7 separate regions of the Homo sapiens genome follow, and regions 1, 2, 4, 5, 6 and 7 are each linked to region 3. The links are chromatin contacts, found by Hi-C or POLR2A ChIA-PET in ENCODE. All regions are on one chromosome and are shown on one strand. The core of a region is the stretch at or near the end of the contact, and the rest is flanking DNA. Distances in the headings are between cores, read along the strand shown. Region 1 holds the start of KCTD2 (potassium channel tetramerization domain containing 2). Region 2 holds the start of RNF157 (ring finger protein 157). Region 3 holds the start of SAP30BP (SAP30 binding protein). Region 4 holds the start of SPHK1 (sphingosine kinase 1). Region 5 holds the start of SLC38A12 (solute carrier family 38 member 12). Region 6 holds the start of RHBDF2 (rhomboid 5 homolog 2). Region 7 holds the start of PRPSAP1 (phosphoribosyl pyrophosphate synthetase associated protein 1).

Region 1 (3,548 bases), core at 397-2,896, 620 kb before region 3:
TCAGCGATATTTCTCCCATTTGCTTTTGAAGGAAGAGAAATATGGCTCTGTTCTGCCCGGCTCACCGGCGGTCAGAGTTTAAGGTTCTCTCTTGTTCCCTGAACAATTGCTGTTATCCTGTTCTTTTTTCAGGGTGCCCACATTTCATATTGCTCAAACACACATGCTGTACAATTTTTGTAGTTAACACAATTATTACAGGGTCCTGGAACGATATACATCCTCAACTGACAGGATTAAGAGATTAAAGACAAGACAGGCATAGGAAATCAGAAGAGTATTGACTGGGGAAGTGATAAGTGTCCATGAAATCTCTACAATTTATGTTTAGAGATTGCAGTAAAGACAGGCATAAGAAATTACAAAAGTATTAATTTGGGGAACTAATAAATGTCCATAAAATCTTCACAATCCACGTTCTTCTGCCATGGTTTCAGCCGGTCTCTCTGTTTGGGGTCCCTGATTTCCCGCAACATCAGTGGAAAATGGAAGTCACAAATAACTTTGTGTGTGTGTGTGAGTGAGACGGAGTCTCGCACTGTCGCCTGGGCTGGAGTGTAGTGGCGTGGTCTCGGCTCACTGCAACCTCCGCCTCCCGGGTTCAAGCGATTCTCCTGCCTCAGCCTCCCGAGCAGCTGGGATTATAGGGGCCTTCCACCACGCCCAGCTAATTTTTTGTATTTTTAGTAGAGGCGGGGTTTCACTACGTTGGCCAGGCTGGTCTCGAACTCCTGACCTCGCGATTCGCCCGCCTTGGCCTCCTAAAATTCTGGGATTACAGGCGTGAGCCACCGCGCCCGGCGAAATTTTTTTTAATTCTTAAAAATCTATTGCTTAATCCCCAGCGCCTAGAACAGATCATGCGCATAGGAGGTGCTCAATGAATCTTTCTTGAATGAGTAACCGAACTCTGCACCCGAGGAGCCCTGAACGCTCTATACGTTCGAATCCTGGAAGCTGCCGAAGGGGAAGGGCGCAGCCCCGCAGCCAGCTGAGCGTCCCTCGGCAGGTTAACACTGTCTGCGTAATGTTTCCCCAGTCCCCCCACCAAACTATTGAAGTCTGCCGCGCTGGGAGCGGACTGCACGAGACACGGCTTGTGGCAGCGCCTACATCAGCGGCGCCTGGGACACAGCCGGGCCCCCCTGACCCCGCGCGCCAAGGAGGGCTGAGGAAGGGATCGCGGGGCGAGGAGCGGCAGCTACACAAGGGACACTCTGCCAGCGGGGCAAGCCGAGGGCCCAGCGTCCTTGACGGGGGCGTGACAAGGGTCGGCGTGAGGTTTGGAGAGGGCAGAGCAGAGGAGCCCTCCAGGGATCGGATCCAATGCCCCAAGCCCCACTCACCTTCACCGACCCTGGCTGCCCACGGTCCTCCGCAGCAAGTAACGGAAGTGGGTCACGGGAAGATCTTTCCTCAGCCAACCCCAAAGCCAAGGGGGTGGGCCTTGCTTCGCAGATCAGCCAATAGAGATGAGGGCTGGTTCCGGAAGTATCTTCCCGGGGGCGGGCACAGCGCCTCCCCCGCGCGGGTCCCCGGGCGCTGGTTGGGGGCGCTCCCGTCCCTCTCCCCTCTGCCCCACCCCCGCCGATGGGCCGGCCCGGCTCTCCCTGCCGAGAAATGGGCCGGCCCGGCTGCGCGCGGGCAGCAGCGGTGGCGGCGGCGGTCCAAGATGGCGGAACTGCAGCTGGACCCGGCGATGGCGGGGCTGGGAGGGGGCGGCGGGAGTGGGGTGGGCGACGGGGGTGGCCCAGTCCGCGGGCCCCCCAGCCCACGCCCGGCTGGCCCCACGCCCCGCGGGCACGGCCGCCCGGCTGCCGCCGTCGCGCAGCCGCTGGAGCCGGGTCCCGGACCACCCGAGCGGGCAGGGGGCGGCGGCGCGGCCCGCTGGGTCAGGCTGAACGTGGGAGGCACCTACTTCGTGACCACCAGACAGACCTTAGGCCGGGAGCCCAAGTCATTTCTCTGCCGCCTCTGCTGCCAGGAGGACCCGGAGCTGGACTCAGACAAGGTGTGCCCCGCCCTCGGGCGCGCCCCCGGGCCTTCGAACCCCCTGGTTTCTCGTAGATCGGTCCCCAGAGTCCTGAGACACGCTCCTCACAGGCAGCCCCCTCAGGCCGGGACCCCATCCTCCCCCTCCCTCCCACACTACTCGCAGGGGCCTCAGAGGGACCTCCCACTCCCCTTCTTCCATGCTGAGGCATACTCTGGCTTTCTCCCCGACCCCGCCCTTCGTTCTCTGAGACTCCTTCCCACACTGCGCCCACCTGCACCCACGAGAACGCACTCCACACCCCTTCTCCATATTCTCTGCCCCTGACATCCCACTGAGATCTGCATGAGTTTTCCCTGGCTCCTCTTCAGTCCCCCCACTGCCGGTGCCAGATGCATCCAGAACTGGGTCAGGGTTAGCTCAGGCATCCTTGTAGCTTTCTCAGACTCCCTCTCGGACCCCTCTGCCAAGTTGGGCTTCCACAGCTGCAGGAAGCGCTCCTTGTGATATCACACTGCTTTTCTATAGTCCTGGTCGCAGAACTTTTATCTGTTAACAGTCACTGGTTTAGGTCCATATTTAGATCAAATGCGTTTTTTGGAAAGAGGTTACTGTTTGCCGCTGCAAATCTAGGCTAAGACAGAAGGAAAATGAAAATTTTCCCGGGAAAATTTTGGGCAGGATGCATGGCTGCTAACCAAAGGGTTGAGAGGTGACAAGACACTTAAACCATTTCCAGTTTGAACTGTGTCAATTTCTTTTTAACTTTACGTATTCACCTTTAAGTTCTCAACTTAAAGGCACTGACCATAACTCACACCATCTTATATCCCATATAGCACTCAGCTGGTGACCTCAAAACAGAGCTGGAGTTGCGTAAACATTTGTTGTTTTCGTTTATTCCTCTTCTCTAAGAAATCTCAGATTGATGGAAACCTATCCTGCCCTAACTTTAAAGAGATTTCAAAACCCTTGCTTATAAAGGAATTATTTTTATCTACTCTATATCCTCCTTGTGGTAATAGAAGCCAGTTTCTTCTTGTTCCTTTTACTGTAAAGATGAGTAGGATTAAAGCTGCTCAGAGCCAAGTCCTGGCAGTACCGAGCTTCCTCTGGGCACAGAGCTGGGGTGTGTGAGATTACAGCTGGCAGTGCAAACTCCCACTGATGTTGGCCTTGAGCTCAGGAGCATTGCCAACTACACAGAGGTTTTCTTGGAATTAGGAATGCAGTTCAGAGGCAGTGGAAAAGTCAGAATGTCCATCTCAAGCAAAGATTTCAGTTACACAGCTACGGCATTTTCTCCCTTTCTTAATAACAAACACGCTACAGAAGAATGTTTGTCACTGTAATTATTGTCCAGGCAAAGATTGCAAATTCCAGCCAGTAAGTAAACGCCTAAATGAGTATGACTGTCTGTAACACCCTACCTAAGATGATCTTAATGTACAAGATACATAAAGCTATAGCTTTCTTACCAATAGTTTGTGACAAATGTGTAACAAAATTTGCCATCACTAAAGTCTTTTTTAGCTGATGGAATGAATTGTTGTCT
Region 2 (3,516 bases), core at 1,017-3,516, 570 kb after region 3:
TCTAGAGCATATATGCAAGCTCACATAAGGTTTCAAATACACAAAGGTTTGCTGACAGAGACAGGATGTTCTGATTCTATTTTCTATGTTTTAGCTTCAACAGAAATAATGTGGTCCACTTGCTATAAAGACTTCTCTCATGTATAACTTCTGATTTAACATGAATTACAGTTTTACAGTTAAACTTTTAAAACTGGTAGAGAGGAGAGGATTATTTATTGAGTGTGCTAATTAACAAAAGTTTTGGTTTGGTCTATTGTCTTTTTATTATCATCACCCAAGATTCATACTTGTACAAATATGCTTTGGGGAACAGCCTTCCAGAGGTTTACCTATGTTAAGTCCCACATATGAAAGAGCGGTGAATACTTTCCTGAGGCAGCAAACACTATTGAAAATTCCAAGCTCAGCAAAGTATGCTCCATATTTTGATCAATAAAAGCCATGTGGTTTAAGAAAAACAGAGCCCACAAATACTGCTGCATATTTTTGTCTATTTTAAAAAGTTTTCCTCATGCCGCCCTAAGAATATTTTTGTCTATTAAAAAACAAAATCTATGCCTTGGTTAGCGTTGATTTTATGTAGTCATAATCAGTCAGAGCTTTATTAAAATACTAACGACCCACAGCTTTATCTTAGACCTTTCTAAAACAATTCTTCACCATATTCATCTTTGCAAGGATTCATTCTTTGGTACAAAAGCAGTGAGAAACACAGCTCTGGCAGACACTCTGCAGGGATGCGGGCAGGTTCATCGTCTGGCCCCTGCTTTCACCTGGCAGACACTGGACACACTGCTGAGAAACCAGCTCATCTCAGTATGTCTCTATTCTACCAAAAAGAGACGAGGCTCTGCTCCAATTCTGACACCTCATTCCGAAATCACCAAAATCTCCATCGGGTCCTAAGCAGACAGAATGTCGCAGCCATTCATCCTCAGAAGTCTTGAGAATAAAATTAAAAGTAATTAATTAAAATAAAACTACTTGCAATTAAAAGTAAACACCGGCTAGGTCATGCAATTCATACTGGCCGGTGCTCACATAACTGAACTACCTTGTGATTCTCTGCTTTGCTGTCAAAATCCTCCTCCACCTCCAATGCTGATACCACAATCCAGAGGCTAGAGACATTTAAGTGAAGGGATGATTCTAATAACAAACATACTTCTATACGTTTCCAATACCTCTGCCCTGTCCCAGAGCTGGTCCCACTCCAAAACCCAGGCTTGCCACTACGCTAGCAAAGGGGCAATCCGAGTAACTCTGATACTCAGATTCCCAAACATTTCTGTTACTTTCCACCACCACCACCCCCCCCACCCCCCGGCTTCTGACAGCCTCTGCAAAAGCACCAGCACTGCAAATGCCTGTTTGGCTTCCATCCTTCAGCAGGCAATGGAAGCTTTTCCAGGAGAAACCTAATTCTAACCTTTCCAGAGGCCAGGAGACGGCAGCGCAGGGATAGCACCTGGCGCAAGTGCCTGTTTGGATGCCGAGGTCGCCTCCCTCGCGGCCCTCGGACCCCGCGAGGCAGGTAGGCTTTGGGCCGGGCCGGCCGGGTCCGTGCGGGGCGCCGACCTCGCCTACGACGCCGCAGCCCCGCTCCCCAGGAGCCTCGGTCCCTGCGGGCACGCGTCCCCGTCACGGGGCCGATTACAATGGAGGCCGCTCCCGTCCTCCCGTGGAGGGGCTCGGTGCCCTCGGTGACCCTGCTAGACCCGGCAGGACGCCCCTTGGGCTAATTCGCCCGGGGCGGGGGAGACCTCGGCCTTCTCGAAGACCTCCCGCGCTCGAAGACCGTTTCGGAGCGTCCGCAACCACTGAGTCCCCGAAGACCCGCGGGGCCCCCTCAGGCCGTCCCGACCCAGACCCCTGCCCCTGCCCCTCTCCCTCCTCGCGGCTGCGGCGCCCGCCCGCCCTCACCGGACTTGGGCGGGTAGCGGTACACGGAATTAGACGGGATGTCCACCTCCTCCACGCCCGCGTGCTGCCGGCTCGTCAGGGCCCCCATGGCCGCTGCGGCTGCAGCCCCGGCCCGGCCCCGGTGCCCGCGCCGCCCTCCGCGCTTCACCGCGGCCGCCCGCCCCGCGCCCGGTGCGGGGGCCGACTGCCCGCCGCGGCCGGCTCCGCTGCGGCGCTGCGGCTCTGGCGGCGGGGAGCCCCCGGCGCGCCGCGCACCATCCTCCGCCGGGCACCGCGGCGGCGCCTCTGCCAAGGGGGCTGCGGGTCTGGGCCGGGGGCGCCGCCGCCGCCTCAGGCCGCGTGATGTCAGCGGCCGCTCCGCGCGGGGACCGCGGCGGCCCCAGCCAATGGCGAGGCGGGGCGGGAGCGCCCGCGCCGGAGCAGCCAATGAGCGCGGGACTGCAGCAGGAGCCGGCGGCGCGTGCCTCGCGCGGGGAGCCGCGGCTGGACTCGGCGCGCGTGGACGCGGCCCAGGGCCTCGCGGCGGGGGCGTGGGCGTGGGCGGGGACTCGCGACGGGGACGGGGGCGCGGCCGGGTGCCCGCGGCGGGGCGGGGCGGGACCGGCCGGAGCTGGGACCCCAGGAGACGAGCGCTGCACCCGGCCGGGACGCGTCGCCCCTCCGCGCCTGTTTATCCCGGCTCGGATTACCGCGCAGGGAGCCGCCCCCTCCCGCGGTCCGCGAGGACTGGCCGGGAGCTCGCTCGCCATTGTCCTGGGCGTCCCAAAGCGGGCGGTCCCCGCTCCGCTGCTCCCGCGCCTGGAGGAAGCCTTCCCAACCCCGCCCCTCAGCGTCGGCCGGCGGAGGTCTTCGGAAATCTCATGCAGGGGGGTAGGGAGAGGGGTCCCACGGTGCATTCGCATGTCTCCTGCCCCGTGTTAATGCTGGTGACCGGCTAGGAAGATGCCGCCTCCCTCTCACGTGCGTCTATTCAAAGCGCTCCCAACTCTATACATGCTGTTTAAGGCTCCTTGTAGCCCTAAAGTTAGGAGAACATCGACTGAGGATAAGATCAAGACATCCAGCCTCTGTCTGTATCGTGGAAACGGGACCCCGGAAACTTTGGAAAGGCCTGAGTGCCAAGAGAGTCAACGCAGGCGAAAGCGAACCGGGCCAGGCAGAACCGGGAGCTCCTGTTGATAAAAACACACACAACAGTGGGAAGCTTGGGCCGGCGGAAGACGTCATTCCATTGCTTAATTACAGACATTTGTGTTTTAAACCTTCTATTTTCTTTGTGGGTCTGGTGTTTTTTTTCCTGAGAGAGTGGACTGATCAGCAAACATTTCAACTGCTAGAACATGACTTTCACAACTTTTCAACAGTGTTCGAAGTACAGTTTGGGGTGTCTGGTTCCCTTGATTAGGTTTGTAAAGCTATTTTACGGAGTCTAGGTCTTTCCTGGTTATATTTTGTTTTTGTTTTTCTGTGTTTTGAGACGGAGTCTCCCTCTGTCGCCCAGGCTGGAGTGCAGTGGCGTGATCTCAGCTCACTGCAACCTCCGCCTCCTGGGTTCAAGGGATTCTCCTGCCTCAGCCTCCCGAGTAGCTG
Region 3 (3,431 bases), core at 870-3,369:
ATTGAAGTTGTTGAAAATTAAATGAGAATGTAGGAAAAGCACCTAGCAGAGTGTCTGGCACATGGGAGGGTCTCGATGTAATCCTAATTCCCCTCCTGTCCTTTCTATGAAAAAGGCAAGGATCCTGGGAAACTTGGATACATGCCCAAACCATTTCTAGTAATGGTTAAAAACAAGATTTAAAAAGTCTGGGTCAAGCGCAGTGGCTCACGCCTGTAATCCCAGCACTTTGGGAGGCTAAGGCAGGCAGATCACGAGGGCAAGAGTTTGAGACCAGCCTGGCCAACATGGTGAAACTCTGTCTCTACTAAGAATACAAAAATTACCCAGGCATGGTGGCACGTGCCTGTAATCCCAGCTACTCAGGAGGCTGAAGCAGGAGAATTGCTTGAACCCAGGAGGCGGAGGTTGCAGTGAGCCGAGATCGCGCCACTGCACTCCAGTGTGGGCGACAGAGCAAGACTCTGTTTCAAAAAAAAAAAAAAAAAAAAAGAAGTCTGAGTCTGCTGTGATATGGATGATTGAACTAAACAGCCATGAAAGCAGAGTACTGCTAGATGAGTGGGTACATCTGTGTAGACATGAGAGGACATTACTTAGAGGGCTTTTGTTTAGACATGTATCATTAATATTACATTGCTGCTCGCCTCTTGGCAACTTCCATTTGTCACCGTATCTCAGGTTTATAACATTATTACTCTTTCCTTCTCTATCTGGGACCAAGGCCACTCAACCTGCAACAAGGGAATTACCTAGGAGGCCAGTGACCGAGTTAAGTTATTCCTACCACCCTCACTGTTGCTGTTCGTTTGTGTGTACAAACGAACAATAATGAGAATCTGAAGTGTTTTCAAAGACCATGTGTAAATCTAGCTATGAAATATAGACCAGCTGGGTGGTTCTGCCACTAAAACTACAAGCTTTGGGCCGGGCGTGGTGGCTCATGCTTGTAATCCCAGCACCTTGGGAGGCCGAGGTGGGAGGATTGCCTGAGCCCAGGATTTGGAGACCAGCCTGAGCAACATGCCAAGACCCCATCTCTAATTAAAACAAATAAACGAAACTACAAGCTTTGACAACTCTAAAGATTTCCAAATCCAGTTATGGACCAAAGGTGAGGCAGTACGAAGGGTGAGGAGGAGGGTGTTCTGCCGCAGCGTTATGGTATAGCCAGCATAAATTTAAAGGAAGGTAGCTTGGTAATGTTACCTTTTACTACAGCCATGGTCGCACTCTCCTGTAAAGGCGTCTTAAAAGAGTCAAACCCAAAGACCTTCTTCAGCGTACTCCGGACTCGCCGCTCAGGGTCAAAAGGAAAGGTGGTATGGTGGCTGCTCATCTTAGCCAAGAACAGTGGCCAAAGGTTAAGGCAAAGGTAGTAAAAGGTTGCCACGAGAACCCTCTGTTTTGCATTAAAAATACAGATTATTTTTCTGTAACAATTTGCTATATTACACTTAAATAATGTATTATTTTTAAGTAATAAAGCTGAAGGTGAACTGCCTCAAGCAATACATTCCTCAGTAATTAACATCTCCACTTTTACGCTCAATGAAAATGAAAACATTGAACTATTCCAGGCCACGGTATAGCACAGAGCTAGAAATCAGATCAAGAGAAGAAACATAAATGTCTTCAGAACAGCTTGGAGAACGGGGAACCGTTTTCCTAAGATCCACCACCTGCTCCTACTTCTATAAGCGCAACCACGACGACCGTTCTTCCACCCCGGGACCCCGAACCCCTTCTCCCGTCTTCCTGAGCCCAAGATCCGCAATTTTCTCTCTTGGCTGGCCGACACCTCCCTCTCTTCACCCTAAGATATCAGAACCGGCCGTGGTCCGCCCAAGAATTAAAGGCTGCTGGCTGGTTCCGGAACTGTTCGAAGACCCCTATACACAACCCCAACTCAGAGAAGCCAAAGCGCTGGGAATTCAGCTTTAGGCAGAACCCACGCAATCTTATATCCGTCGCGCAGTGATGACGTAGCGCGAGCGCTGGCATGAGGGCGGAGCCAGGCGCAGGAAACTGCCGTTTTGATTGGTTTCCAGTGTGGCGCGGGGGTCTCCTGGGATCCGAAAGAACCTGCCTTTCCGCCCGGAAGTCGGCGTCTTGAGTCATAGGAGTGAGCCACGCCCGGGCTGTGGGAATAAGATGGCGGGGAAGAAGAATGTTCTGTCGTCTCTCGCAGTTTACGCGGAAGATTCAGAGCCCGAGTCTGATGGCGAGGCTGGAATCGAGGCGGTGGGCAGCGCGGCTGGTAAGGCCCAAGTGCGAAGCTGGAAGGGGGAATCGGGTGTCTGCCCGGAATGCTGTACCCTCGCTGGGCGGGAGGGAACAAGATGGTCATTGTGCTCCAAGCACCGGACCCCGAAGAATGGTCCAGGGTCCGGGGTGAGATAGAGCATTAGAGACTGTGGACTAAGAATGAAGAATCTCCTTCCCGTTATTTCGATTAATTTGCCTAAACTTACTGAAAGACTCCGTGCCGGCTATAGTGATAGACAGAGGGATGGACGAAGAGGGAGCGGCTGCTCAGCCACTGCCTGTTTCCCCTGGGCTCGTTGTTTGATGAGGGAGAGCGATAAGTAAAACATACGTGGAAGATGGTAAAGATTGTGTTCGTTAACTTTATAACTTTTAGTTAGGAATGTGCCCTAAACACATCTTGGAGCTTTTAAAAACAAACGTATCTGATGCCCAAAGTGAGAGAACCTAATTCGGTAGAACTGGGGTAGGATGTGGGCATTTGTGAACTTTTTAAGGATCCCAGGTGATTTTTCTTATTTTGTGAGTTTTTAAAGCCTAACGGTGATGTTCTCCTCCTCAGGTTGAGAAGCACAATGTTAGATAATGGAAACAGATTCCTTTGGGAGAATAAAGAACAAGTTACCTAACAACATATCAGGACCTTAGCTTCCTCATCTGGAAAGTGAAGGGGATTGGATTAGGTTAGGTACTTCCATGTTTTGTGATTTTGTGTGGTCTCTTCCAGTCAGAAAGTTCTCTGATGGTTTCCTATAAACACTTTAGTGTTTATCTAGTGTTTATAGCATTAGAAACAGAATTTAGTACTCGGTTTTGTTCCCTGACCTTTTAATGATTTTATTCAGTAAATGCTGGCCTTCTCAGAGAGCCGAATCTGGGCCTATTGTAACTTAACATGAGATTTAGGTTCCCTTTGTATCTTCAGAGATAGTCTTGGCCACTCAAATCTCTGGACATTTTTTCTTACATTGTAACTCTTGTTTTTTTTTTCTTGCTTTTTGTTTGTTTGTTTGTTTTTTAACCTTTCAGAGGAGAAAGGCGGATTGGTATCTGATGCCTATGGGGAGGATGACTTTTCTCGTCTAGGGGGTGATGAAGATGGTTATGAAGAAGAAGAAGATGAGAACAGTAGACAGTCGGTAGGTAAATCTCCCAGATCCAGA
Region 4 (3,202 bases), core at 703-3,202, 720 kb after region 3:
CCAGGTGGGCTTTATCACCACGAACTCACAGTGCTTCCCTGTGCCTCAGTTTCCCCTCTTCAGACTCTATGGCTAATGACAGAGCTTTTCAGATTTGGTGGAAATGCTCTCCGGGGCGGGGAGCAGACGGGGAAGGCTGCCCCAGCTAATCTCCGCAGCCAGTACCCTCGAAGGCTGAGATCTCGGGGAGCACAGCCTCCGATTCGCGTTTTCTAGGCACCAAAGTCCCTCGCTGGAGGAAGAGGAGGGGAAGAAGGCAGAGGAGAGGGGAGGGGCGGACGGATCTGGTCCTGGGCTCCCGCGCGGAGCCCCCTCCTCCCACAGCCGCCGCTCGCGTCCCCGCAGCGCATGACCGCGGCACTGCGGCTGCAGGGCTCTCTCCCCCGCCCGCGCCGGATTCCTGGAGCAAGGGGGTGGGGGGCTCGGAGGTGCAGGACCCATCATTCCGACACGCGCCGCGACGCCAGGAGTCGGGGATGACGCCCCTGCTCCCTCCCCTCGTTCCTGTTTCTCGGAGTTTTTCGACCCCTGAGCGCGTCGCTGAGTCACCTTCCCGGAACGCGCTCGGGACGCTCTGGACCCAGCGGGGACTGCCCGGGGGCCGCGCAAGGCGAAGGCGCACCCGCCGATACGCGCGCGGAGCTGCGGCCCCAGGGACCCCGCGTCCCAGCCAGTGCCCCCCGACCCGCCCGGGGACTCTCGGGTCCCGCCCGTCTGACCCCCCAAGTGTTGGGAAACGGGGCCGAGCTGCCTGGGTCCTCCGGAAGAGAAGACACCGCGGAGGCGTGCCGGAGTTCAGGGCGCCGCCCGGCTAATTGGCTGCGTGCTCCTCCTGGACCTGCCTCTTCTCGACTTTAAGAAGCGATGAGAGAGGTGTGTGGGGGCGGGTGGGGCCGGCGGGGGCGCGCGAGCCCCGCAGCCTCCCGCAGGGGCTTGGTTTCTCCTAACTCTGGCCCTACCTGGGCAGGTCACCAATGGGCCTTGGCAACTTCTTCCTCCGTCTCCGCCGTAACCCCCCAGGGATCTAACTCGAGGTGCTCGCGGACACGTTCTGTGGCTTGCCGCGATAAGTGTATCACAAACACACTGACAAACGCGTCCCTACTGGCCTCCAAAGAAGTGACAACTTCTGAGCGCGTTTCCGGCGCCCCTTCTTCACGCTGAGCCAGAGGGGGCGGGGGGCACGTACCACATGCTTGGCTTTCCAATCCCGACGGGGGCCCCCAGGCCCATCTACACTGTCAAGCCTCCTCTCCGGCTCGGAGCCCCCGGCCTGTCGCCTGCTCTACCCGGGACAGCGCGCTAGGCGGCCTCAGGCTCGGTAGCCCAGCTGCAGCGTCGGGAAGTTAAAAATAACCTCCGTGGGAGCGCGGGGGAGGAAGAAAGAGGGAAGCTGGTGGGCGGCGGGCGAGACGCCCCGGCCTGGAGAGGCGCCCCGGGTGGCGTGCGGGCCTCGAATTTCGGGTGGGCTAGGGCAGAGCGCGCAAAAGGGGCGCTGCATCCCGGCGCCGACAGCACCCGCGGGGGCGAGGTCGTGGCGTCGAGGTGAAACCAAGGGTCCCCCGGGAGAGCGGAGCCGCGCGCGCCCGGCGCTCGCTCCGACACGAGTTCGCGCGGAGCCCGCGCCTCCGTCTGCGCTGCGCGGTCGCTTTCGCGCGCCCCAGACACTGCGCTCGCGGCCGGGCCCGGGACTCCGCGCCTCGCGGCCTGCCGCCTCAGCTCACCCGGCCAGGTCGCGGCGCCGCCTTCTAGCCAGACGCCTAGGACGAGCGGCGGGGGCGCGCTTGCCGCTTCCTAGGACCCGGGCGGGAACCAGCTCGTGGCCCGGCCGTGGGCGCGGGCCGTGCCGGAGGCGGCGCGCTGAGGCCGGAGGCGGGCAGAGGCCGAGGCCGCGCCGGGCTCAGGTTCCACCCCCGGGAGCGCGGGGCGGAGCCAGGCCGGCGCCGAGGCTCAGTGCCCTCCCCGCTCCGCGGCGCCGGCTGCGAAGTTGAGCGAAAAGTTTGAGGCCGGAGGGAGCGAGGCCGGGGAGTCCGCTCCAGCGGGGCGCTCCAGTCCCTCAGACGTGGGCTGAGCTTGGGACGAGCTGCGTTCCGCCCCAGGCCACTGTAGGGAACGGCGGTGGCGCCTCCCCAGCAAACCGGACCGACTGGGTAGGGCCGCCCACCCTGCCTTCGCGCCGCTCGTGGCTCCTGTGCGGCCCGCCCTCGCGGGGCCCCGGGAACTGGGCCACTTGTCGCTTGGGCGAGAGCAGGCGGCAGCTGGTGGCCCGGTTCGGGCTTGGCTTTGGCGCGACCCGGGAGCGGCTCCCACGAGCGCCGCGCGCGTCGCAACGGAGCGGGGCCCTGAGAAGCGCGCGCCGCGGCTCCCACCGCTCTGGAGCTCCGGGCAGGGGACACGGCAACCTGGATGGCTGGGGCAGGGATCCTCTCCCAGAACTTCGTGCCCAGCAATGTCCGCTCAAGTTCTGGGATTTTTACGCAGCTGGACTCCCCTCCCCCTGGCAGCCCCGAGGGGTGAGGAGCTAGTCCGTCGGAGGGAGCCACGGGGCTCTGACTCATCCGTCGGGCCGGAACCGAACCCCAAGCCCCAGGGAGAAAGCCCCGGAGCAGGCGCCCTTCTCAGGGATTGTAGGCTTAGTCACACGGCGGGGGCGCCCTCGGAGGCACCGGACCTCAGCTCTCTGGACTTCCCGGGAACCTGGCTCCCCGCGCGTGGTCCCGGGATTTAGTCGGGCGCTCCCCACCTCTGGCAGCTGCGGCCCCGGACTCCGCCAGCGCTGTCTTCTCTCCCTCAGGTCCAGCCGCCGCAGGGAATGACGCCGGTGCTCCTGCAGCCACGGCTCCGGGCGGGGAAGGCGAGCCCCACAGCCGGCCCTGCGACGCCCGCCTGGGCAGCACCGATAAGGAGCTGAAGGCAGGAGCCGCCGCCACGGGCAGCGCCCCCACAGCGCCAGGGACCCCCTGGCAGCGGGAGCCGCGGGTCGAGGTTATGGATCCAGGTTTGTGGGGTTCCTGCTGGGAAGGGCTGTAGGGGGATTCCTGTTCCTCGCCAGGAATGATGGAACGCCCAGCTGGACGAAAGGGGCTGTGGACGATCGGGAGAAACATTATCCCTCACGAGGCCAGAAGCCGGCCGAATCTGAGCCAAGGAAGGGGGTGGCAGGGGCGCCGCGTCCCCACCCCAGGTCTCCCAGCAAAGGCCG
Region 5 (3,215 bases), core at 218-2,717, 890 kb before region 3:
TTTTTAGTAGAGATGGCGTTTTATCATGTTGGCCAGGCTGGTCTTGAACTACTGACCTCATGATCCACCCGCCTCAGCCTCCCAAAGTGCTGGGATTACAGGCGTGAGCCACCGCACCCGGCCGTTTTTTTGTTTTTGTTTGTTTTTGTTTTTTTGTTTTTTTTGTTTTTTTTTGAGACAGGTTCTTGCTCTGTCACCCAGGCTGGAGTACAGTGGTACAATCACAGCTCACAGCAGTCTTCATCTCCTGGGCTCAGGCAATCCTCCCACCTCAGCCTCCCTAGTAGCTGGGACTGCAGCTGTGCACCACCATGCCTGGCTAATTTTTGTATTTTTTTGTAGAGACAAGGTCTCGCTACGTTACCCAAGCTGGTCTCGAACTGCTGGGCTCAAGCAATCCTCCTGCCACAGCCTCCCAAAGTCCTGGAATTACAGGCGTGAGCCACGGCACCCAGCCTTTTTTCCCCCCTCATATATAATTATTTCTCACAACCAATGTTTCTTCTTAGGGGAAATAGCCCTGAGACTGGGGCTGTACCTTACACAGCTCTGGGTGCTGATACGCACCCCATGTCAAGCGGGAAAGATACCTGGGCACATGCTCCGAGGTGTAGGGTACAAGGACCACCTTCTTCCCCAGCAGCAAGGTGTTCTGATTCAACCTCATGGTAGCAGCCTGCATGCAGATGGGGAGAGCAAAGACTTCAGGACCCTGAATTTCCTCCAACTTTGGGTAGGCGCTCCAGCTTTCCTGCTGGGGCTAAGTTGACTTCCGTCATTAGTTCCGTCTAGACACTTCAAAGAATACAGACTCCAAAATTCTTGCAAGAAAGAGAACCAGGCTGGTTAAGGATAATTAAACAATCCTTGACTCCCACTCCAAGAGGCCAAGCCTGGGCTCCGTTTCTGCCGGTTCCTTCCGTCCACTCCCCAGAACTTCGATTCCTCAAACCCAAGCACCAAGTACCAAGTACCAAAGTATCCCCAGAGCTCCCATTACTTGCCCCAGTCCAGGGATTCCAACCCAGAATCAACTTTCAGCCCTGCCTTAAACCTACTTCCAACCTCTTACCCCGGCGACCACCCCACGGGGCTCTAGCCACTCCCTCCCCGCCCCCGACCACTTCAGGGCAAGGCGGGCTTAGTCTTAGGCCCTCCCCTTTGAGTGGCGTTCTAGACCACTCTCTTCGACCCTCCAACCACGCGGACCCGGGTACTGCCAAGCTCACACCCACCTACCACCGACGAAATCGTCCCCCGCAGAAAGGGTGATCTACCTCCTCCAACCAGCCACGTTCCCAGGCCCGGCCGGCTACCGCCCCTTCCGCATGCGCGTGAGAACGCGCCCCGCCCACTTCCGCCATGCTGACGGCAGCCGCCAGGCCCCAATCCCGGTCCCGCCCCCGCGAGGCGCCCAATCAGCGCGCGCGAAAAAGGTGGGCTGTGGGGCCGGCGCATGCGCGCTGCGGAAGCTGGTGCTGGACAGCTGGCGCCGGCAGCAGCGGACCGGCGGGAGACGGCGGCTTGGGAGCTGGCTGTGCTGCAGGTGTTGGGTCGGGTCGGGTCGGGACGGGCGGGAGAGGACGAGACGGGTCGGGATAGGTTGGGGCGGGGCGGGGCGGCACTAGACTCGGGACTCCTCCAGGAGGGAGAGAGAGGGAGAGGCTGGGAGTGGGGTTCTTGAGAAAAGAGGGAGCTTTGAGGGTGGGGAACCCTAAGAGAGTAGGTGGGGCCAGGGAGTGGAGGCCCCATTAAAAAAAGGAGGCCTTAGTGCCAAGAGTGGAGTTGGAAGGGCAATGTAGGAAAGCCCCCAGCTCCCTGCCCTAGGCAGAGGCGGCAGACAGTTCCTTGGGCTCCCATGTGTGGTAGTGAGCTCCTGGTTCCTGGAACTAAACGAGGATAACCACCCCAGAGCGTGGAAAGGGGGCTCTTGTGGTGGGTGAGACTTAGTGGTTTTAGAGGCCCCTTAAATCACTTGCACCCCGAGCAGCATTGAAAACATCCGTGCTGGGCACAGAGCAGTGCCCTGCACAGCAAGGGAAATGTTAGAAGAAACCGTCCAGATTTCTGTCATCCAGGGTGACCCCTCCCTCGGGGGTGAGTCTTGTGACAGATACTGAGGCCCTAAGTGTCTGTGATAAAAGAACCAGAGGTGGCAGGGGAAGTCTGCAAGCCTCCTCCCACCCCTGTCTCAGTCCATCAGATAGGTGAAGCCTGCTCTTTTGTTTTAAGGAGCTGCGGCAGCCGCCGTCCTTGCACCTAAGGAACCTCTGCTGCCAGCCCTTCCTCACTTTTGGAAATGGCGGGTGAAATTACAGAGACCGGGGAACTCTACTCTTCCTACGTGAGTGTGACTTATAGAACCTTTTGCTCACTTAAGTGTTCCTGGCTTCTAGAAAAGCACATTGCTTGCTGGAGATGGGACTAGTGAGTGCTGCTGCTTGAGCAGACCATAGTGGAAGCAGGATGGGGGAGTTCCATGGGGCAGCGACTACAGTGCTGCTGTGGTGGCTCAGAATGTAAGTCAGATTTATTCTCTTTTTAAGGTGTTTGTCAGAGTGGTCAAGCCAAACAAAATCGCCATGCTGTTTATAATGTTAATCCCGGGCTGGGCACGGTGGCTCACGCCTGTAATCCCAGCACTTTGGGAGGCTGAAGCGGGCAGATCACCTGAGGTCAGGAGTTCAAGACCAGCCTGGCCAACATGGTAAAACCCTGTCTCTACTAAAAATACAAAATTAGCCGGGCATGGTGGCACTGTAATCCCAGCTACTCGGGAGGCTGAGGCAGGAGAATCGCTTGAACCCGGGAGGCGGACGTTGCAGTGAGCTGAGATCGAGCCGTTGCACTCCAGCCTGGGCAAAAAGAGCGAAACTCTGTCTCAAAAATAAAGAAATAATGTTCATCTCCAGGCTACCACACTTGCCTGCAGTGCTGCCCTTCAGATGAACAGTGATTGACAGCTGTTGACTCTGGGTTTTGCTCATCTCAGCAGTTGGAAACCGCTTTGGTCTTTACTGAATTTTAAATTGCACAACTTTTATAGTCTTGGATGGCGTAAGAAGCAGCGAAAGCATACAGAGACTTCTAATTACAGTTTGGTGGACTCTGCAATTAGAACAATTAGAATGATTGATTCTCACTGTCTTAGGTCTGTGTTACCTCTGGCTGCCCCCAACACACACGCAGTTTATCTTCTCTATGTAACGTATGAT
Region 6 (3,616 bases), core at 459-2,958, 830 kb after region 3:
AGGTCACATGGTATCAGGCAACCATGCCAGCTTCAGCAATCCAGCTTTGGGAAAATCTATGGGAAGAGAGCTCGCCCTCTGCCCACCCTCCCAGCCCAGGGATATTTGAGCTCAAGGGCTGCCTCAGCCCAGCCTTCCTGGGAGATTGCCCTGGGGTTAAGCACCCCAGGCCTGGGCTGCAAGGGGGTCCTCTGTTCCCAACCTCTCCCCCACAGCACCTAGACCAGCTTCCTGCAGGGCCAGTGGAGATTGGGAAAGGCGGTGTCTCATGGCACCAAAGGAAGACTCTTGTGAGGGGAATAAGTGCCCTCACACTGCCTTACCCCTCATCTCATTCAGGTTTATTCCAAGTTCCTCCCCTAACCACTCTGGAAAACTGAGGTAGTTTCCCCAGTGAGGGAGCATCATTGAGAAGGAACCTGATGGACCAGCTGCTGCGCAGGGTTTCTCAGCCTCAGCACAGCCCAACACCTTGGGCTGGATAATTCCTCGTTATGTGGGCTGTTCCGTGCCCTGAAGATGTCTGGTAGCGTCCCTGGCCTCTACCCACTACCTGCCAGTAACAACAACACTCACTTCCCCTCCCAAGTGTGTGACACCCAAAATGACTCCAACATTGCCAAATATCCCATGGCAGGCAAAGTCGCCCCTGGTTGAGAACCACAGCTCTAAAACACGCCTCCCTTTCCACTGCCTGCCCTACGGACAGTGAGGGTCGAATAAGGCAGATGCTGGTCTCATTATATTACCAGCAAATGGCACACACTGGGGGCCTGATGCCAGCCGCCCAGGCAACAGCAGCCTCTCCCCAAGTGGGGTCAGCTCCCCACCGCCTTCTGCTCCTCAGACACACCCGCTGCCACCCTCTCAGTAGCTCCAACCCTAGAGCCCCCTCCGTTAATCTTTCATGGAATGGGGCAGGGCCAAAACCTAGGCTTCCTTTGCGCCCTGGCGTGGGAGTGGGGCGGGGTCTGTACCCTAGGGAACTTATCCGTCTCTATCCCAATGCCCTGGGGGAACATCCGAGGGGCCAAACAGGTAAAAGGCAAGCCCAGGGCCAACCTTCCCCAGCCCCTCCATCCAGAAGTCAGGACTCCTGGGTCCAATTTCTGAGCTCCGGTCCAGCCCTGCTGTGTGAGTCCCTCATCCCCACCCCCGCACCTGTTTCCACCTTGGCTGGCTCAACCAACAAACTTCGGCCCCGGTCCGCCCGGTGCTCACCCGGGAGAAAGTGGAGGGGAGAGAAGGGTCTGAACTGCAGGCACTTCTGGGACGCAGGCGGGACTGCCCTGCGCAGTCTCCTCTCTTCCTCCGGAGGTTTAAATCTCTGCCCAATCGTCTTGCCCCTACATCTGGCGCCCCGTCGCCCAGGGACCCCTTAGGCGTCCTGTCCGAGCCGAGCCCTAGGGGCCAGCAGACCGGGTCCAGCGGCCCCGCCGGCGCCGTCTGAGCCAGCCCGGGCCTCCAGCCGAGCCCACGTGGGACCCAGGCGCTCCGCAGGGCGGGCACCGGGCACTGGGCACCCTTCCTGGCCGCGCACCACCGCTCCAGGGCAGGCTCGGGCACAACCTCGGGACCCTTCCGGCGCCTGCGGCTGGGCGGCCGTGAGTCCTGCCCCGCTCGTCGCCCCGCGCTCACCTCCCTGCGGCCCCAAGTCCCCGGGACGCAACTCCGTGCGGCGCCTGCGAGCGGCTGGGCGGTGGCTCCTCGGGGGCGGGGCGGCGGCGCTCCGCCTCTTCCCTACCTGCGCGCGGGCGGCCGGGAGGCGGGGCTGGGCTCCAGGGGGCGTGGCCGGGCTCATGGGGGCGGGGCCTGGACGCAGTCTTTGCTCAGTCGGCTTCCTGGGTTCCTGCCTCCGCCCTCCACCCAGCTGGGTCCCCGCCTGGGCAGAGCCCTGTTTTCGCCTGAGCTGGTCTCTTCAGGGCGCCGTCCTTTCCCTCTTGGCGTCCTCACTCCACCCCAGACCAAACACGTCATCTAGGTCTTGATTGCCGTCTTCAAGTCGCCCCTCCCCATCAAGAAAAAGCACCCAATCTCCCATCCCCTTCTTCCAGCGCCCTCATCCTCAGGCCAAGTGGGCCTGTTCCCTTGACCCTTTTAGTCTGTAGTCACACTCTCTCCGGGAAGCTGGGCCTGAACACCTCCTCTCCCTCCTGGACCCTGAGGCCTCTCTCCTAGCTCTGCTGTGCCCTTGGGTTGGGAACAGGCACTCCGTGGAGGTCCTATCTGCATTTGCCCTGCAGCTAAGGCCAACATTTGTGACTCCTGCCAACCCCCTACACACCCCGTAGAAGCATTGACAGAACCCACCCAGCTCTGGCCCTTCCAGCTGCCATGCGGGCCAGAGCCAGACTGGAGATTGGGGACGCTGGCGACACCTGGCCCCTTGGCTTGGGTCTGTCTGCCCAGGTGGTTCCTTCTCTCTTCCCTGGACTCCAAGGGCCTGCCTCTTGGGACTAGACAAACAAAACCTTGGCCAGGGCAGCTAGGACCGAACTCCAAGGTCTGGATGCCCCGTTCTCAGCCCCAGCGCTTATCATCTCGCCGTCCCTCTCCAGGAGGCCTGGCTAGGCCAGGAGGAGCAGAGTTTGAAGAGACTCAGGCTTGGAGGGGTGGGGGTGGGGTTGTCAGGGCCAAGGCAAAACCTCTGGCCCTTAGAGAGCTCCTGAGCCACCCTGCCCCCCAACCCAAGGACTCTGGTGTTTATTGCTGACCTGGGTGGAGGTGGGGAGCACCTGGCTGCTGGAGATTATCCTGAGAGATGCATCTCTCCTCCCCAGCTCTGGGGCCATGAGGAGGGCACAGGCTGGAAGGAGGGGGAGTGGGCCAAAGCTGGGGTGGGGGTTGCTCCTAGTAACAAATGTAAGGGACCATTTATTGTGCAACCAGCACATCCTGGGGTTATGTGCAGAGAGGAACAAAACCAGGGCCTGCCCACGAAGTGCCAGCATTCTACAGGGAGACGTTGGAACTCAATACTGTAACAGGAAGGGTGAGAGCAGCTAGCCATTCCAAAGTGCTTTAGTCTGTATAATCCGCAGTACAGGTCTATGAAGTGGGTACCATTATGATCATCCCCATTTTAGGGATGAGAAAACTGAGGCAGAGGGAGATGTGAGGGGAGCAGCTGGGGTTTAAACTCGGTCATGATCTGACTTTAGACTCTAACAAACACTGCTGCAAATGCCTGAGCTGGGTTCTCTCTCCTGGAGCTCTACTGGAAGCTCTGCAGGAGTCCCCAGGAGGGGAGGGATTCATGGTGGTGCTTAAGCTGGTGTCAGGGATTTGTCCCATGCAAACATGGCGTGCTGCCCGGCCACATAGGTGCAGGGAGGCTGATTACAGCCTTGGCTGCAGCAACACGCACCTGTGAGGCCAGAGAGGGAAGAATGTTAAATAGGCCAGGGGTATAACTTGTGATAATGTCACACAGCTGTTAAAAGCAACGAGGCAGCTATCCATGTACTGAGAAAGGAATTATCTCCAACTTATAGTAAGTTAAAAAAAAAAAAGCAAGCTGCATGTTTAGTATAATCCTATTTACCTAAATTTAAATAGAACAGACATATATATGTTGGTAGATCCATACAAACTTTCTGGAAGGATATCTGTGGAG
Region 7 (3,599 bases), core at 31-2,530, 690 kb after region 3:
CTCCGTCTCAAAAAAAAAAAAAAAAAAAAAAAGAAAAGAAAAAGAAAAAGAAAAGAGGCCACTTAGTAAACAACTATTCAGAGGGCCACTATGAGCCCCTACTCTGCTAGAACCAGATACTACTTCTACATTATCCCGATCATACAATATTCTCAACCATGCCCATTTCACAGATGAGGTTCAGGGAAATCAAGTCTCTTGCCCACTGACACAGAGCTAGTAAGTGGCAAGGCTGGGAGGGCATCTCAGAGCTGTCAGACCCCAAAGGCGACTTAAGACCAGGGGCTTGGTTGGGTTAAAGACACAAATGACTGATCTTATCCCAAGCTGATTTACAAAGCAGGGTCAGGCCTGTCATTTCTACCACCAGCTCCGGCCCATCTGCCTCCCTGGAATTGCCTTCTTCGCACTGCCAGTCCCCACACCTTTGCTCTGCGACCGCACCTGCCGCGTCGGATCCCCCAACTCACAACCACGCCCGCGGGTCTCACTGCAGTGAGACTTGAGAGTGGCGGCGGTCAGATTCCCAGGTCAACTCCAGCCGTGGGAAAGGAAGCCAAGCCCTGAGCCCCTTTCCCCAAGACACGCACTCCGGGGCTCCAGAAAGCTCGGCCCGCCCCGGGGTGTGGGACTGCGGAGACGAAAGGCAGGCAGGCCGCGGACCCAGTCACGGGGCGGGGGGCTGAGGTCACCGAGAGTCCGCCCCAAGCCTCCCAGCTGCAAAACCGGGGAGCGGGGGGCGGTATCCGTCACCTCCAAGCTTTGTCCGGCTGGGAAGGCCCGCGCCTCCCGCCCCAGGTGCAGGAGGTGGGGCGGGTGGAGGGGAGCGGGTCCCTCCGGGCGCGAAGGAGAGCTAGGCGCCGCCGCCCCCGGCCCGGCCCTCCCACCGCCCCCTTACTCTGTGATGCGCTTGGCCAGCTCCGTGCAGGCGGCCGTGGAGTTGGCCGAGAAGACTCGGTAGCCGGTGCGAGCGGCGTTCATGGCCGGCGGGGGAACGGGGCGGGCGCGCGGGACGCGGAAAGCCGAGGACGCGGAGGGCGGGGGCAACAGCAGCAGCTTCTTGGGCATCGTCCGGCCCGCGGCGCGGTTACGACCGGCCCCGCGCGGGGCTGCACTCTGAGTGCTTCCGACTGCGAGACCCCGGTTTGGGTGGGGAAGGCGCTGAGAAACTCGGCGCAAGCGGGGAGAGCTCCGAGGTCCGTGCCCTTGCGCACCCCACACCACTGACTACAGCGGCCGAGCCTTCGCAGCGCCCGGCGCCGCCGCCTCAGAGCCAGAGGCAAGGCCACCGCCCCCTCCGGGCATCCGAAGAGCGTCGGCTAGAGCGCCCTCAGGCCGCCATCTCGGATGAGGGCAGGGAGCCTGGCGACTCTCTAAAAGCCTGTTCTTCCGAGGGGCATGTCACAGGTTCGCCCCGCCCCTGCTTTGACCGCTTCCACGGGAGCTCTTTCGGTCTCACTTTCTTGGGAGGAGCAGCCTACCTCGGTAGTGGCCCCAGGTGTTTCCAACTTTTTGGCCAGGACCCAACATGTCCGCCTCCGAGGAGGTATACGATCTAGCTCTGCATGTCTATGGTAGCACAGCGCCCGCCCCACGAGGCGCGTGCGCCGGCCGGAGATTAATTTGAAAAGTAGAGGGCGGGGGTTCTTTCCAGCTGGTTGACCGCAGTACTGAAGCGGCCAAAAAGTGGTCTTCTCCTGAGCCTGATCTTTCAGGCGTTTCCGAACAGATCCCCAACCCTGTGTCTGCGTGTAAGGCAAGGTTCCCTGAACGTGCCAAAGGCCCTCTTGCCGGTATTCGCTTTCAATCAAAAAAGCCCTCCTTCTCCTCTTTCCATATGCGCCACCCCTCCGAGACCCACTCGCGATGCGTCTGTTCCACAGTCTTTCTGGTGACCTCAACCACAGTAAGCCGCCCGGCCCGCGGGACTGTGCCACACGTAGATGCTTGCATTTTTTAAATTTTTGTTGTTGTTGTTATTGTTTTGATGCTTGCATATTTATGTACCTTTGCAAACATCTATTTTCCTAACTAGGATGTAACCCATTTTACGGCCACATCGTGAGTTCCTTTTTTTTTTTTTTAATTTTATTATTATTTATTTATTTTTTGAAATAGGGTCTCCCTCTGCCGCCCAGGCTGGAGTGCAGTGGCGCGATCACGGCTCACTGCAGCCTCTACCTCCCGGGCTCAAGCCATCCTCCTACCTCAGTCATTCAAAATGCCGACATTACAGGCCTCAGCCATCACGCCCCGCCAAGATCGTGTATTCCTGAGTGCTCCGTGTTACCCAGTGTATAGGGCAGTGTGTGGGCTCCAGAGGCCCGCAATCAGTACTTGTTGAAGTAGAAAGTAAAGCCCAGGGAAGCATTTGAGATCTCTAGTTATCAGCTGCACCAGAACTCGAGGGGAGGAGAGGTGCCTCTCACATTGACAGTACCATCTTCTGAGAATGTCCTTTAGAGACTCTGCTTGTGGTGACATTGGGCTTGAGGGAGCAGTAGATTGTGACTCAGCATGTCGTGAAGGACCACAAGTCTGAAGCTACAGGATTTGGAAGTTGAGCTGCCCTGAGCCTGCAGCAGCCTGGCCCCTATTCCAATAGCTCTCTAGAAAAAAAAAAAAAAAAAAAAAGGACAGTGGGTGCACAGCCTAGGCCAAATTATTTAACCACTGCACACATGTCCAGCTCACAGACCCTGACAAAAACCTTGTTACCTTCTTAAAAAAAAGGGGGAATGGGATAGGTGCAGTAGCTCATGCCTGTAATCCCAGCACTTTGGGAGGCCGAGGCGGATGATAGTTTGAGGTCAGGAGTTCAAGACCAGCCTGGGCAACATGGCGAAACCCAATCTGTACTAAAAATACAAAAATTAGCCAGGTGTTGGCTGAGCGTGGTGGCTCACTCCTTTAATCCCAGCACTTTGGGAGGCTGAGGTGGGTGGATCACCTGAGGTCAGGAGTTTGAGACAAGCCTGGCCAAGGTGGCAAAACACTGTCTCTACTAAAAATGCAAAAATTAGGCTGGGCACGGTGGCTCATGCCTGTAATCCCAGCACTTTGGGAGGCTATGGTGGGTGGATCACGAGGTCAGGAATTCGATACCAGCCTGGCCAACATGGTGAAACCCTGTCTCTACTAATAATACAAAAAATTAGCCAGATGTGGCCGGGCGCGGTGGCTCACGCCTGTAATCCCAGCACTTTGAGAGGCTGAGGCGGGCGGATCACAAGGTCAGGAGATCGAGACCATCCTGGCTAACACGGTGAAACCCCATCTCTACTAAAAATACAAAAAATTAGCCGGGCGCAGTGGCGGGCGCCTGTAGTCCCAGCTACTCGGGAGGCTGAGGCAGGAGAATGGCGTGAACCCGGGAGGCGGAGCTTGCAGTGAGCTGACATTGTGCCACTGAACTCCAGCCTGGACGACCGGGCGAGGGCGCGACTCTGTCTCAAAAAAAAAAAAAAAAAATCAGCCAGATGTGGTGGCGCGGTGGCACACACCTGTAATCCCACCTACTCAAGAGGCTGAGGCAGGAGAACCGCTTGAGCTCGGGAGGCGGAGGTTGCAGTGAGCTGAGATCAGGCCACTGCACTCCA

The links. A loop is a pair of places that touch in the nucleus more often than their neighbours do. ChIA-PET counts read pairs that join two places held with the same protein, here RNA polymerase II (POLR2A). Pooled maps may share reads with other maps.
Region 1: a map of CD4-positive, alpha-beta memory T cell shows a loop between it and region 3 (20-fold over the local background). The contact joins the promoter of KCTD2 here to the promoter of SAP30BP in region 3. A Hi-C loop is called at or near these places in 1 of 168 maps with a recorded cell type or tissue (CD4-positive, alpha-beta memory T cell), 1 of 37 single-sample maps with no recorded cell type and 8 of 50 pooled maps. POLR2A ChIA-PET finds 5 or more read pairs at or near these places in 3 of 52 experiments (HEK293T, K562 and naive thymus-derived CD4-positive, alpha-beta T cell).
Region 2: a loop to region 3 is called in a pooled map, with 4 times the contacts of the local background. The contact joins the promoter of RNF157 here to the promoter of SAP30BP in region 3. A Hi-C loop is called at or near these places in 4 of 50 pooled maps.
Region 4: a pooled map shows a loop between it and region 3 (4-fold over the local background). The contact joins the promoter of SPHK1 here to the promoter of SAP30BP in region 3. A Hi-C loop is called at or near these places in 5 of 50 pooled maps.
Region 5: a loop to region 3 is called in a pooled map, with 11 times the contacts of the local background. The contact joins the promoter of SLC38A12 here to the promoter of SAP30BP in region 3. A Hi-C loop is called at or near these places in 5 of 50 pooled maps. POLR2A ChIA-PET finds 5 or more read pairs at or near these places in 2 of 52 experiments (B cell and HCT116).
Region 6: a loop to region 3 is called in a pooled map, with 11 times the contacts of the local background. The contact joins the promoter of RHBDF2 here to the promoter of SAP30BP in region 3. A Hi-C loop is called at or near these places in 5 of 50 pooled maps. POLR2A ChIA-PET finds 5 or more read pairs at or near these places in 2 of 52 experiments (GM12878 and OCI-LY7).
Region 7: a loop to region 3 is called in a map of B cell, with 33 times the contacts of the local background. The contact joins the promoter of PRPSAP1 here to the promoter of SAP30BP in region 3. A Hi-C loop is called at or near these places in 3 of 168 maps with a recorded cell type or tissue (B cell, CD8-positive, alpha-beta T cell and naive thymus-derived CD4-positive, alpha-beta T cell) and 6 of 50 pooled maps.

The regions. Positions count from the first base shown.
Region 1 is chr17:75,045,579-75,049,126 of GRCh38, forward strand. KCTD2 (potassium channel tetramerization domain containing 2) reads left to right here and starts at 1,647. Exons shown (of 6, transcript NM_015353.3): 1 at 1,647-2,011. The coding sequence starts at 1,673. It overlaps ATP5PD (ATP synthase peripheral stalk subunit d), which reads right to left and starts at 1,391. Exons shown (of 6, transcript NM_006356.3): 1 at 1,347-1,391. RefSeq lists enhancers at 858-927, 866-1,451, 1,336-1,630 and a silencer at 1,328-1,757.
Region 2 is chr17:76,238,227-76,241,742 of GRCh38, forward strand. RNF157 (ring finger protein 157) reads right to left here and starts at 2,267. Exons shown (of 19, transcript NM_052916.3): 1 at 1,927-2,267. The coding sequence starts at 2,014. It overlaps LOC105371896 (a long non-coding RNA gene), which reads right to left. Exons shown (of 6, transcript XR_007065913.1): 6 at 2,636-3,516. RefSeq lists an enhancer at 1,235-1,907 and silencers at 2,212-2,351, 2,372-2,441.
Region 3 is chr17:75,665,219-75,668,649 of GRCh38, forward strand. SAP30BP (SAP30 binding protein) reads left to right here and starts at 2,120. Exons shown (of 11, transcript NM_013260.8): 1 at 2,120-2,260; 2 at 3,298-3,407. The coding sequence starts at 2,155. RECQL5 (RecQ like helicase 5) reads right to left here and starts at 1,936. Exons shown (of 20, transcript NM_004259.7): 1 at 1,826-1,936; 2 at 1,210-1,353. The coding sequence starts at 1,339. RefSeq lists enhancers at 1,061-2,260, 1,842-1,941, 2,112-2,361.
Region 4 is chr17:76,382,657-76,385,858 of GRCh38, forward strand. SPHK1 (sphingosine kinase 1) reads left to right here and starts at 1,953. Exons shown (of 6, transcript NM_001142601.2): 1 at 1,953-2,150; 2 at 2,795-2,998. The coding sequence starts at 2,989. RefSeq lists silencers at 591-880, 901-1,040, 1,621-2,320.
Region 5 is chr17:74,775,032-74,778,246 of GRCh38, forward strand. It overlaps SLC38A12 (solute carrier family 38 member 12), which reads left to right and starts at 1,468. Exons shown (of 10, transcript NM_017728.4): 1 at 1,468-1,546; 2 at 2,233-2,344. The coding sequence starts at 2,300. NAT9 (N-acetyltransferase 9) reads right to left here and starts at 1,314. Exons shown (of 7, transcript NM_015654.5): 1 at 1,236-1,314; 2 at 591-676. The coding sequence starts at 667. RefSeq lists an enhancer at 996-1,115.
Region 6 is chr17:76,499,715-76,503,330 of GRCh38, forward strand. It overlaps RHBDF2 (rhomboid 5 homolog 2), which reads right to left and starts at 1,709. Exons shown (of 19, transcript NM_001005498.4): 1 at 1,639-1,709. RefSeq lists enhancers at 967-1,636, 1,987-2,126 and a silencer at 1,297-1,936.
Region 7 is chr17:76,352,636-76,356,234 of GRCh38, forward strand. It overlaps PRPSAP1 (phosphoribosyl pyrophosphate synthetase associated protein 1), which reads right to left and starts at 1,281. Exons shown (of 10, transcript NM_002766.3): 1 at 899-1,281. The coding sequence starts at 1,068. RefSeq lists enhancers at 338-397, 1,247-2,111, 1,358-1,627 and a silencer at 758-1,077.